Linked DNA regions of Homo sapiens: region 1 is linked to region 2. A link is a contact called in ENCODE Hi-C data. All regions are on one chromosome and are shown on one strand. The core of a region is the stretch at or near the end of the contact, and the rest is flanking DNA. Distances in the headings are between cores, read along the strand shown. Region 1 overlaps LOC105378102 (a long non-coding RNA gene). Region 2 overlaps PACRG (parkin coregulated).

What was found. Hi-C counts contacts between places; a loop is a spot of excess contacts on that map. Pooled maps may share reads with other maps.
Region 1: a pooled map of heart left ventricle shows a loop between it and region 2 (2.8-fold over the local background). The contact joins two enhancer-like sites. A Hi-C loop is called at or near these places in 1 of 168 maps with a recorded cell type or tissue (gastrocnemius medialis), 1 of 37 single-sample maps with no recorded cell type and 5 of 50 pooled maps.

Annotation. Positions count from the first base shown.
Region 1 is chr6:163,958,273-163,964,078 of GRCh38, forward strand. The region is part of intron 4 of LOC105378102 (a long non-coding RNA gene); the gene reads left to right. Among named protein-coding and RNA genes, the nearest start is that of QKI, 550 kb to the left of the region's middle. RefSeq lists enhancers at 1,929-2,700, 3,038-5,806. Within about 2 kb of position 4,504, at least 5 of the 41 ENCODE cell types and tissues checked have a DNase peak (open chromatin) inside an H3K27ac peak, as active enhancers do; they include gastrocnemius medialis, where a contact is called at or near this core.
Region 2 is chr6:163,287,179-163,293,168 of GRCh38, forward strand. All of the region lies in intron 4 of PACRG (parkin coregulated), which reads left to right. Among named protein-coding and RNA genes, the nearest start is that of PACRG-AS1, 34 kb to the right of the region's middle. RefSeq lists enhancers at 3,695-4,201, 4,202-4,707. Within about 2 kb of position 2,458, at least 5 of the 41 ENCODE cell types and tissues checked have a DNase peak (open chromatin) inside an H3K27ac peak, as active enhancers do; they include gastrocnemius medialis, where a contact is called at or near this core.

The sequences.
Region 1 (5,806 bases), core at 3,254-5,753, 670 kb after region 2:
CTGCTGCCATTTGGTTTATTCATTCTGCTAAGATTCTCAGCTTTAGGAAGAGCTGCTTTACTCAGGAGGAAGAGAAAATTAATTCTCCAATCCTAAGTCTTCCGTCTCAACGCTGCATCCTGAAGTGATTTGTAAAATTCAACTCTAACCCTGCGGATTCTGGGTCAAAACACACCCATCTTCAGTTTCCCTGCAGAAGGACAGAGCCGGAGAGGAACGTGCTGTCTGTCTGTCCTTCTGGGCCTGGTCTCAGCCAAAGCTTCCAGATAGGTGCTTTCAGGATTTCCCAATTGCTTCAAGTAACCTCTTTCAGGACTTTGCAGTCTTACTGTTCAAACCGCTTTCTTTCCCCGAGTCCCTTTAAGAAAATGCAATATGTAGATATTTGATTTAAATAAAATCCACAAACATTGTTAAGCATATTTATTAGATAATTGTTTCTTCCCATTACAGAAATACTCTCTACTCCAAAAACGTATTCAATTCCTTCAAACAGAAAACTTCTGGTGACTTTGAATATGACACATTTCAAAAGAATGGGGAATTCCTGTTAGGCCCCCGGCACTGTGGGCTTCCTCATGCTGCTCTCTTGTTCAATGCAATGCAAGTCCCACCAATCCTGGAATTCTTGCTGATGTCTAGCTCCTGCCTCCTGCTTGCAAGTAGAGTTTCCAGACAAAATACGAACACCCTGGCCATGTTTGGGACATGCTGCTACTAAAAAAGTATTCCCTACTTATCTGAAGTTCAAATTTAACTGGGCATCCTCTGTTGTTATTTACTAAATTTGGCCACCCTAATTCTAATTCACTTGGACTCTGACAAAATGCGCAGGATTTTATAAAAAGACTTTTATTCTGAGTCGAAGAAATGTAACATAAATGGCAATATTCTCTCTCTCTTCTGGGACAGGGTCTTGCTCTGTCTCCCTGGCTGGAGTACAGTGTGCAATCATGCATGGCTCACTGCAGCCTCAACAATCCTGGACTGAGGTGATCCTCCCATCTCAGCCTTTCAGGTAGCTGGGACTGCAGGTGCATACCACCAGGCCAGGCTAAATTTTGTATTTTTTTGCATAGAGACGGAGTTTCACTATGTTGCCCAGGCTGGCCTTGAACTCCTGGGCTCAAGTAATCCTCCCACCTCAGCCTCCCAAAGTGCTGGGATTACAGGTGTGAACTGAGTCCTGCTGGCAATTATTTTTATCGTCAAGAAACCTGATTCTTTTTACTTTAACACTGAGATTGATTCCAACATCACCTTCACAGATACCTGGGACTTTCTCTGGGAAAGTCCACAGCAGCCTTCAGGGGCCCCAATGTGTCCCCTTTAAATCCCAGCGACTGAGCTGTTGCTCGGGGTTCCGCTACTGGCACCCGGCCCACTGAGCAGGACAGCTCCTTCCTGGAATCTCCTGACCCTGAGTGGGAGCCCCTCTGTTCCAGCGAGCTCCAGGCCTGCCTCCTTCACGAGGCCCCCAGCTCGGGCTGGCAGGGACTGCACCTTGGCTGCTCTCTTCCGTGCTCACATGTGGGCACTCACTCCGTGTTGTGCCCCCTCCCTCCACGCGTGTCATCTACCCAACATCGGGAAGCTCGCTGAGGGCTCACTCCCTAGCTTTCTCCTGTTTCCTTGGGATTGCGAGCTATTCTTAGTCAGTGTTTAATAAATGCTTCCTGAATGAATAAAAATGTCATTCCAACAGAAGCTCCAGTCACACGCCCTGGAGATTTAGCACTACAATCTGAAGAACATGTTCAAAACCCATTTTTCTGTAAAATAACAGACCTTACCAATCGCTCTTGTAATAATCCTTATGGAGGAGGAGAATCTTATCAGCTTCCCTTAATTCCACAGAGGTAATCCCTGCAGCCCCAGCTTCATCGTGGCAATTATATCAGTTCTTTGTTGTTCTGTTTTAGATTTGTTTCCTGAATTCTCAGTGAATGCCAGGGATTGATTGAACTGGGTCATTTGTATTTAATCCAGATTCTTTGTCTCTGCAAGGATTGGAGCCTTGGCCCCGGGACATGCTCCTGGGTGCGCTGCGTTTCTCCCAGCCCTGAATCAGGACACTCTGAGCTGCCTTTCCCTGGCTGGCATGGAGGAGCAGGAAGAATCCTGACGCTGGAGTCAGGAAGGCTGGGTTCCAACCCGGCTCCTCTCCGCTCCTGGGCTGAGAGGGTCATAGCACCTTGTGGGGCCACCTGGGGTGTGCTGGGTGCACGGCGGGCCCCTCAGCCATGCCCGTTCCTCGTCCTCCCTCTCTTCTACGTTCCACTCCTTACACACTTGTGTGTAATTTAGCTCTTATTGACAGAATAAAGTAAGGAGGGCTTTATTCTCACGTGCCCAGGAGCTCCATGAGCTTATGCAGTGCAGAAATGAACCACTAAACCACGGTACTTTTTCAGAAAGCAACTTTCTCCTTTTCCTTGATTTTTGGAGACTAAATATGGCAAATGCCTTCTGGTGCCCCTTCCGTGGTGCTCATTAATTAGCCCTGAGGCATTTTCTGTTGGTGATCCCTGTCATCTCCTTTCCCACTCCGTGCAGGCTTTGTCTGAAGACCAGGAGGGAGAAGAAACTTTTGGTGTCTCCAACGTGTGCAGGGCTGGGAGCTGCTGTGGCCTCATTCTTGGGGGTGGTGGGGTGTGAGGAGGATACATAAGCTTCTGGGGCACCTGGCACCAGCCAGTAACCTGGGACTCTCTCACCCTCCGTTTTCAGCTTTGGGGGCTACAAAACCTGCCCAAAGGATGTGCCGTGAGTGCTGCTCTATCATTTCACTGTCACTGGGGATGAAAAGGTGGGAGAAATGATGCAAGGAGTTCTCACTGCCATTCTTTTATTTGCTCTGACATTAAAAAAAAAAAAAAAGGTAGAGCTTGTATTTCTTACATGCCCAACTGTTGTTTTTAAAACTTAGAAATTTGGAAAAGCTTCTGTGACACCTGCATTTTTTTTTTTTTTTTAAGTTGGAGTTTCCCTCTTGTTGCCCAGGCTGGAGTGCAGTGGCACGATCTTGGCTCACTGCAAACTCTGCCTCCCTCGTTCAAGCGATTCTCCTGCCTCAGCCTCCGAAGTATCTGGGATTAAAGGCACGTGCCACCACACCCAGCTAATTTTTGTATTTTTAGTAGAGACGGGGTTTCACTATGTTGGTCAGGCTGGTCTGGAACTCCTAACCTTGTGATCCACCCGTCTTGGCCTCCCAGAGTGCTGGGATTACAGGCATGAGCCACTGCGCCCAGCCTGACAGCTGCATTTTTAAACTGTGCTGGAGACAGTGCACCTCTGTGATGGGGCTGGCAGGGGCTGGGGTTTGCCCAGGCTCAGGGCTGGGGTGCCACCTCCCTTGTCCTGGCGACTGCCCTTCAGGGAATGACTTTCATTGTCCTCATTCTGGAAATGAGGAAATGGAGGCTTAGGAACTATGTCAGTCTTCAATTGCTGTATAACCACCTTCCCAAAATTCAGTGGCTTCAAACAACCACTGTTGATTTTGCCCTAGAGGCTGTGGTCCCCTGGGCGGCACTCTGGGGTGAGGCTGGGCTGATTCAGGCTTCAGGGTCAGGCCAGAATGGCTCCTGCGGGGGTGTAGAGCTCGGTGGATGACAGGGCCACTGGGCCTTTTCCTGCTTCCTCCAGCCTGGTGGCCTTGGCTCCTCCAAATATGGTGAGAGGGTTACCAGGGGAGCACATGGCGGTGAGCAGGTACTCCCCAGATCTCAGCCATGTCACTCCTCATCATCCCAGTGGCCAAAGTGATCCTCTAGCCAACACCAGAGGCAGTGGGAAGGGGAGGTAGTCAGGGAGGTGAAGAAAGGGAGGCAGGGCGGGTGGCCTACAACAGGGAGGTTGAGTAACTTGACTGAAGTAACCCAGCCCAGGTGAGGAGGAACTGGGATTCGAACCCACATGCTTCCTTTGACCACTGAGGCCTGATCACTCAAGTCCTAGGTGGGCAGAGCTCAATACCCGGGGGTTGGACTTGGACAGCTTGGGTTAGACTTTCTGTTGCCAGACTCAGTTCCTTCTCTTCTTGCTCTTAGAGGTGGGTGTTAGGAGCTAGCTGCCTGGTGTGAAGCGCCAATCCTTGAGTGGAAGATGCAGAAAGGTGCAGGGTGTTGCTTCGCTGTAGCTCACCTTGGCCAAATCAGCTTCTAGAGCCCCCGTGCCACTTGTTGGATTGACTATTTAAGTGAGATCCCCGCATCCCCATAAACTCCCTTATAGTCCCCCATCCTGAAGATGGGACTTTGTAGCCCAAATGCAAAGTCAAAGTTTCTAAGTGCCCTGCCCGGCTTTCCTCTTAAGTTGTCCGGATATGCACCACGAGCTAACAACCTCACCGGATTGATTCTGGTGTGGAGAATAGGTTTCTTTAAAGAGGAGCTCTGCGGTGGTGGCTCTGGAGTGCCTGCAATTCCTGCACCTGGTGCCTCTGCCCTTGAAGGGCAGTGTGAAAGCTGGGAGGGCGGGCGTTTCAGCCTCCTTTCTGAAGGATGCAGTTGGGCATCTGATAGGTTACCTTAATTACACCATTTCCTCCTCCCTGTACACACTTCCAAAATCTAATTATAGTACATGTGACACCCTGTGACCAGCCAGAAGCCAGAGATTAATATAAAGTCACAGCAGGACAGTTTGCTCCCTGAAACGGTTTACATGACATTGCAAATATAGTCCTCAAGGATTTGATGCTGATACTTGGATACGTTCATCATCACGTTAGCATGTGAAGCAGGCGGGCTCTATGGGATCCGATTCAGCGCCCGTGGGAGGAACGGCTGGGGTTTATTCCCATTGGCCCATGCCGCTGTCCTTCTGGAATTTGACATTGGTGTCCTTGGAGTTTGGCATCTATTCTGAGGGGCCTTAGCCCTTTAACAATATGTCCCAATTAATTCTGTATTAATTGGGGGGGGGGGGCGCCTGTGGGTCCGTCTATGGGGGGCGCTTGGCCACTCTCCTGGGTGTGCTATCTCTGCCCAGATAAAGGATATTGTGTGCAGGCATTTGAGTTGGGAGCACTTGTTTATCTCTGTTCCTGCAGCTTTATTTAGCCTGGAGCTCCATACCGGGCCCTCACAGCCACACACCTACCAGAAGCACTTGCCCCAGAGTGGGACTCTGAGGGGAGAGGTGGCTGGGGAACGGCTGACTCGGGGCTGCAGAGTTATTTTCCTCCTCAAATCTGGGGCCTTGTTGTACATGTGAGGATTTTTGAAGACCAGCCTCTAAACCTATTACAAATTCTTCAGTGACTAAAATGTCAGCATGTGAACCGTCTTCCCACCCAGCTCGGGCTCTGTCTCTTCATTCAGGGGTGGCTTTAGTTTACCGGGAGATAAGTGGGGGAGCGATGTGAGAGGAATTCAGGAGAGAGGACAATTCCAGCTAAAAACAAACCTCAAGTGACAGTTGTGTAAACGCGCTCGCAAAGTAACATTCAACAGAACAAGCAGGGCGAGCGTCACAGGCCTCTTGTTGGAGAGAGACACAAACCTGGATTCCAAGTGCAAGGGTTTGACTTGGAAGAATGGCAAGGGCTCCCTCAATGTTTAAGAAACTCTAGGAAGCCTCCGCAAAGCCAAGATGCTCTTCAGTGTAAGCCTCTCTCGTCAGGCCCCCCTCCCCCAGAGGCGGATTCTCAGGCTCAGAGCTCTTGAGATCCGTGGCTGACCTCCTGACCATCGTTAATAATGACCGTTGCATGTTTCTAAATTGCTAAGGGAGTACATTTCACGTGTCCCACCATGGACAATAAGAGGGGTGGTGGATATGTTAATAAGTTTGATTT
Region 2 (5,990 bases), core at 1,208-3,707:
GCTGCAGAATCAAGGGCCCTGAGGAGAGAAATGGCAGGCAAATGCTGGGGTCGCATTTGCTTTGGTGTTCCTTGCAGGTCAAAAAGACAGCAAGCTCTTGCCTTTCACTTTGCAAAATCTGAACAACGTTTTGGAAACCTGGTCCCCACTGCTCTTACAGAAGGGAAAGGGACCCCTCACCAGGAAGAGCCAGTTTCCCAACCCCAGAAGCCGGGGACCCTCAGCCCTCCCAGCAGCCTTCGCCGCCACGTTTGTCCCCACAGGCCGCACACACGGCCATGCTCACCTCCTCCTGCGGAGGCTGCCCAGGCCCCTCACAGCCCGCAGGATCTGGGTCACACCTGAGCCAGCTCTGGGGACACTTCGAGGCTCTGCATTTCTTACATGTTTCTTTTCAATCCTGACCTTCTCTTAGATCACCCCAAAGGGACACCCCGAGCCCTGACCATTTACACAGATAGTCTTTTAACACTTGGAATGGAAGCATTTGAGCAAAGAACACCAGAAACAGAACACCAGCCAGTCTCCTGCCAGATGGATGACATTATTTTCCACTCATTTAACAGAGAAAAATAATTGAACGAGGAACCGGGGTACATGTGTTGCTCTGAGTGTGGCGTGCGCAGTTGGGAAACCTCAGAACGGTGTGGCCCGACCGTGGCCATGCTGAGGGTTTTGTGGTCTGGAGGTTCCTGGAGATTTTCAGGATCTCACATTCAGAATCCCACATTTTCAGAAACACCACAGAAGAAGCTATTTATTTGGCTTTGTTGTTTTCTTAAAAATTAAGGAAATGATTTGGAGAGACTAGGCCTCCGGGTTCTTGCTTTTCTTTTCCCCACAGAATTTAGACATTATTCAAACATTTATTCTGTATCATCTTTTTAGTTTGTTTTTCAAAAAAGACATTTATCTTGTGATAATGGCTAGTTGCAGAAGCTCAGTGAGATTCTCAGGTTTTCTTAATTGCAATTTCGTCTCATGCGCTTGAAATGCCAAGCACTAATGGTGTTTGAAGTGGGGCTGGCGTCTGATTCACCTTCAGAGTTATCTTGAGCTTTCAGCCACAAGAATTTTAAACCTGACAGTGGTAAAGAAATGCCCTTCTTTCCTGATTGCTCCGTGTGCGTGGTATTCTGTAACCGAGGTCATTAAAGGTAGACGTCACAGTGGCAAGAGCCCGACAGGCCTGTCTCCTGGTGTGCCACCTCCATACTTTGGGACTTACCTGTTACAGTTTCTTGGCCTTGATTTCCTCATCTGAAAAACAGGAGAATAAGCTCTGTTAAGCAGGATCAGTACAAGGATTAGATTCACTTATTAACATTCTCCTACATTTGAAATTCTAAATGAGCACAAAAGAGTTTCGCGACTGTCATACCTTTGAATGGGAACTAATAAAACTAAAAATCCCATGTTGCCAAGTTTATAATGCTGATTCATTTTATGCATCACTTTGCCTGAAGTTTCAGCATAAAATGTGCTCTCGATTATCTAAGAAAAATAATGCATAGAGAACTTTTTATGACCAAATACTCGTCTATACCACTCAACACTTTTGAATGGCTTTCCCAATTACCTTCCCGGAATATACAGGGACCATAAATTAGTTCTACAGAATATCTAAAATAACTACAATTTAGGGGGTATGTGTGTAGCAAAACATCATGGAATGCACTCTAAAGAGAAATACATGTGAATTCAGATTGCATGTTCTTCAGGAGGGACTTATTCAGATGCGGCCCTTCCTTAGTGCAATTAACTGTGAACTGCCACAGTGAGATCAGAAGGTCGTGCCCAGCAAAGGTGAAACACAGTGATAAAAGCAGTCCCTCCATCAGCGAGGACAGGCTCAAGGTCAGCCAGTTGCCATTGAGATGCTAGACTGTGGCATGCAGATGGGAGCCTGGAACTGGTCGCTGGAAACCACACCAACAAATTTGGAATTCCGTGCACTGATATCTACCCCACATGAGCAGAAACTGAGTTTGGCCGTGGACCGACTGAACCCTGCGCCAGTTCCCATGTGTCAGGACTCGCTGGTGTGCAGAGTATTTGCTGCGGCTTTGATCTCATTGTTTTAGTTTACTGGCTCTCCTGATTTGGCATTAAATGCGTTAGAACCTAATCAGTTCCAAGATGGCTTTCACGATGCGGTTCCTTTTCCTAACTATTTCCAAATCAATTCACTTAGGGACATTATAGGTTAAGAGTAGTTGTTGTTCTCATATGAATCTTGAGTCAGTTTTTCTTTTGTAAATAACTTCATTCTTTTTCATTGACCTCCTCAATATTTATTTCTAAATATTTTTAATTTTTTAAAATACTTAAGATTTCATTTGAAATAGAATTAAATGAAAGTTAAGGAAGCCTTATCATGAATCCAGTTCTGCAATGTCATTCTATTAATAGCTGCAGTCTAAATACCAGTCCCAGCCATCACAGCATGTCCATCGGGTAAATCCTCACTACGTGTGGCGCATGTTGTCCTCCCCAGCCCTGTACTAGTCCAGGAGGGAGTTATTCTGCTCCCTGCTTTACCTATGAGGAAATGAAGACCGGGAGTGGGGACAGGGGGAGCTGGTGCCAGGGCAGGGACAGAGCTTGTGCCCCCCACCTTGACCACAGCACCACTCAGTCCTCTTCTGTTTTTTTTTTCTTTTTCTTTTTTATTTTATTTTATTTTGAGGTGGAGTTTCACTCTTGTTGCCCAGGCTGGAGTGCAGTGGTGCCATCTCGGCTCACCGCAACCTCCGCCTCCCAGGTTCAAGTGATTCTCCTGCCTCAGCCTCCCGAGTAGCTGGGATTACAGGCATGCACCACCACACTTGGCTAATTTTGTATTTTTAGTAGAGACTGGGTTGGTCAGTTTATAATGACCACGTTAGTCAGTCTGGTCTCGAACTCCTGACCTCAGATGATCTGCCCACTTCGGCCTCCCAGAGTGCTGGGATTACAGGCATGAGCCACCACGCCCGGCCTCAGTCCTCTTCCAGTTACCCACTACCCTACCCAGAAGTCACGGCCAATCCCCACCCTGTGCCAACTCCAAATTCACTTAATTATCATACGCACATGTGCGCATGCACGCGCGCGCGCGCACACACACACACACACACACACACACACACACACACACACACACAGCAATCACTGAGTGACCATCTTAATGGGGATTGGGTTACATTCATAACCTATTTTGTAGGAGAGAATTTTCCAAGGGACCAAAAACGTTGACCAGACCCAAATCTAAAAAGTATTGCTGCCCCTGCGCCTGTGAAAATGCAAGGGACTGAGCCAATGGGAAGAAGGTGGGGAGAAGGGGCTGAGCGCCCCGCAGCCTGCCCCCACCCCTGGACCTGCGGCTGCCTCCACTTACTCCTGGGAACCTGGGCAAACCACTTCACTTCTCCAAGCCTCCATTGCCTCAACTTTCAGTAAGGATGCTAATCATAGCACCTGCCTCACAGTTGAGTTACTAAGATTAGATGAAATAATGCATTTAGGCACAGTTCAGCTCCTGGCACTAGAAAATATTCAACGGTGTTAGCACTGTCGCTATTACTGTGTCATGACTCAATGGGAGAGCACTTAAGCTAGTGCCTTCCACACAATGGTCACTTAAAAATGTCCTTAGTTAAATGAAATCGGATGCGCATGAGTTCAGCGTGAGGTCCGGGTCAGGGAGAGGAAGGGGCATTGGCGGGTAGGGTTGCGTCGGTGGGGCCTCCTCTCTGCCTCTGACTGGCCTCTTTGCCCCTCTGCTTTCCTGGTCAAAGGTTCGTAAGCAAACGGTTTCTCCCACTCCTCGGAACATGGACTTCCTTTCTGGAAGGCACTGGCCTGGCCATTTACCTCAAATGCCGGTGTTCCTGGCTTCAGTGCCCGGCTGCCCAGCGGCCTCTCCCTGAGTCTGGGTTCTCAGGTTTCTGCTCCGCCTCTAGATGACCCCTCTGCCCGCCAGAGCTGGCCTGCGGGTCACCCTGCAAGATGACCCTCTGCCTGCCCGAGCTGGCCTGCGGGTCACCCTGCAAGATGTCCCCTCTGCCCGCCAGAGCTGGCCTGCGGGTCACCCTGCAAGATGACCCCTCTGCCCGCCAGAGCTGGCCTGCGGGTCACCCTGCAAGATGACCCTCTGCCCGCCAGAGCTGGCCTGCGGGTCACCCTGCAAGATGACCCCTCTGCCCGCCAGAGCTGGCCTGCGGGTCACCCTGCAAGATGACCCTCTGCCTGCCCGAGCTGGCCTGCGGGTCACCCTGCAAGATGACCCCTCTGCCCGCCCGAGCTGGCCTGCGGGGCATCTGCAGCCCACGGGGCCAGAGACCCGGATGCAACTATGGGCCCGCCCCGTTTCCTCAGGCAGCTAGATTTCTCTTCATATTCCTTTTCCAACAAACGTCTCTTGAACATCGACTGAGTTGATAGACACCACGGAGCCTAATTCTTGTAAATGAGATATTTTCACAGTAACTTCAGAACGTGGTATTTGTCAAGGGCCTCTAGAGAAGCACCAACATTGCTAGCGCTTAAAAGAAAGACAAATGTCTTCCGACTCTGGTGATTCAGAGATCAAGGCACCTTCACAGATTTTCATAAGCAGAGCTGGGGAAGGAACTCCAGCAGGAAGAAATGACTCAAGGCCAGATGAGGAGGTGGGGAGGCCCTGACTCTTGTCTGGGGGTAACAATCGTGGTTTAACTGGATCCTGATGTTGCTGTGAGGGAGGATTAGAAGACAATTGGCCTGAAGCCCATCACGTAGGGCTTAATGCCAGGCCAGGGGAGCTGAAATTTATTCAACAGATAATGGTACATTTCTGAAGGTTTTCCCCAGTGGAGAAATGCAACACGAGCTGAGCTAACGAAGGTTTAAGTAGGCAGTGGAAAAGGGTGAATTTAAAGGGATAGAGAGAAGGCAGGAGAGGGCGGTGGGGAGGTTATTCCAACAGGAAGGTAAATTTGGAGACAGACCATAAGGGACAACGTGCGGTGGTGGCAACAGAAACAGAAAGGAAGACCGACCTCGACAGTCGAGGGGCTGGGGGATAGGATGGGCTTAAGCCAGCTCCTCCTGCACTTTCACAAGTGGCAAGACCCAACTCTTTTGGTAGCGTAATCCAGTGTCTTACCATTTTTCATGGAACCACATTTGCACTAAAATGAAGCATAAGAAATTCAGAATGGAGGAGGAATTGTTATGGGAAACTATCACTGGGCCCATGGCTTTTTGTTTTGTATTTTTGAGATGGAGTCTTGCTCTGTCACCCAGGCTGGAGTGCAATGGCACGATCTCGGCTCACTGCAACCTCCACCTCTGGGTTCAAGCAATTCTCCTGCCTCGGCCTCCTGAGTAGCTGGGATTACAGGCATCTGCCACCACGCCCAGCTAATTTATGTATTATTTATTTATTTATTTATTTATTTATTAGTAGAGATAGGGTTTCACCATGTTAACAGGCTGGTCTCAAACTCCTGACCTCAGGTGATCCACCCTCCTTGGCCTCCCAGAGTGCTGGGATTACAGGTGTGAGCCACCATGCCCAGTCCCCAATGGTTGTTTTAAATGGCACACAATTTGAAAACATCTAAATTTCCTGACCATTTGGCTAACCTTAATACTCTTTAATAATATTAAGTAATCTAAACCAGATTAGTTCAAAGTTCTGTTTCTTTCGATTTCTTTAAAAAGATTTTCCTCCATTCCTTGTGCGTTGCTATTACAGAAGACGATTGTTACCTTCTGATCAATGAGCAGGCGATCTCACAAACTTGCAAGGATTTTTTTCAAAGATAGAAATAGATACAGATTGATCCCGAATGTAAAAATCAAGCATAGTGCTAATATTTAGACATTTTCCCAGTGTATCCAGGGATTATTTGAGTCACCAGAAAAGATTTTTCGTGACTTTTCTTTATTCTTAACATGAAAAGTTTAGCAGCAAGTCAAGTTTCTGGAAAATCCTATGAACCATCTTGTTCTTTGGAGAGCTT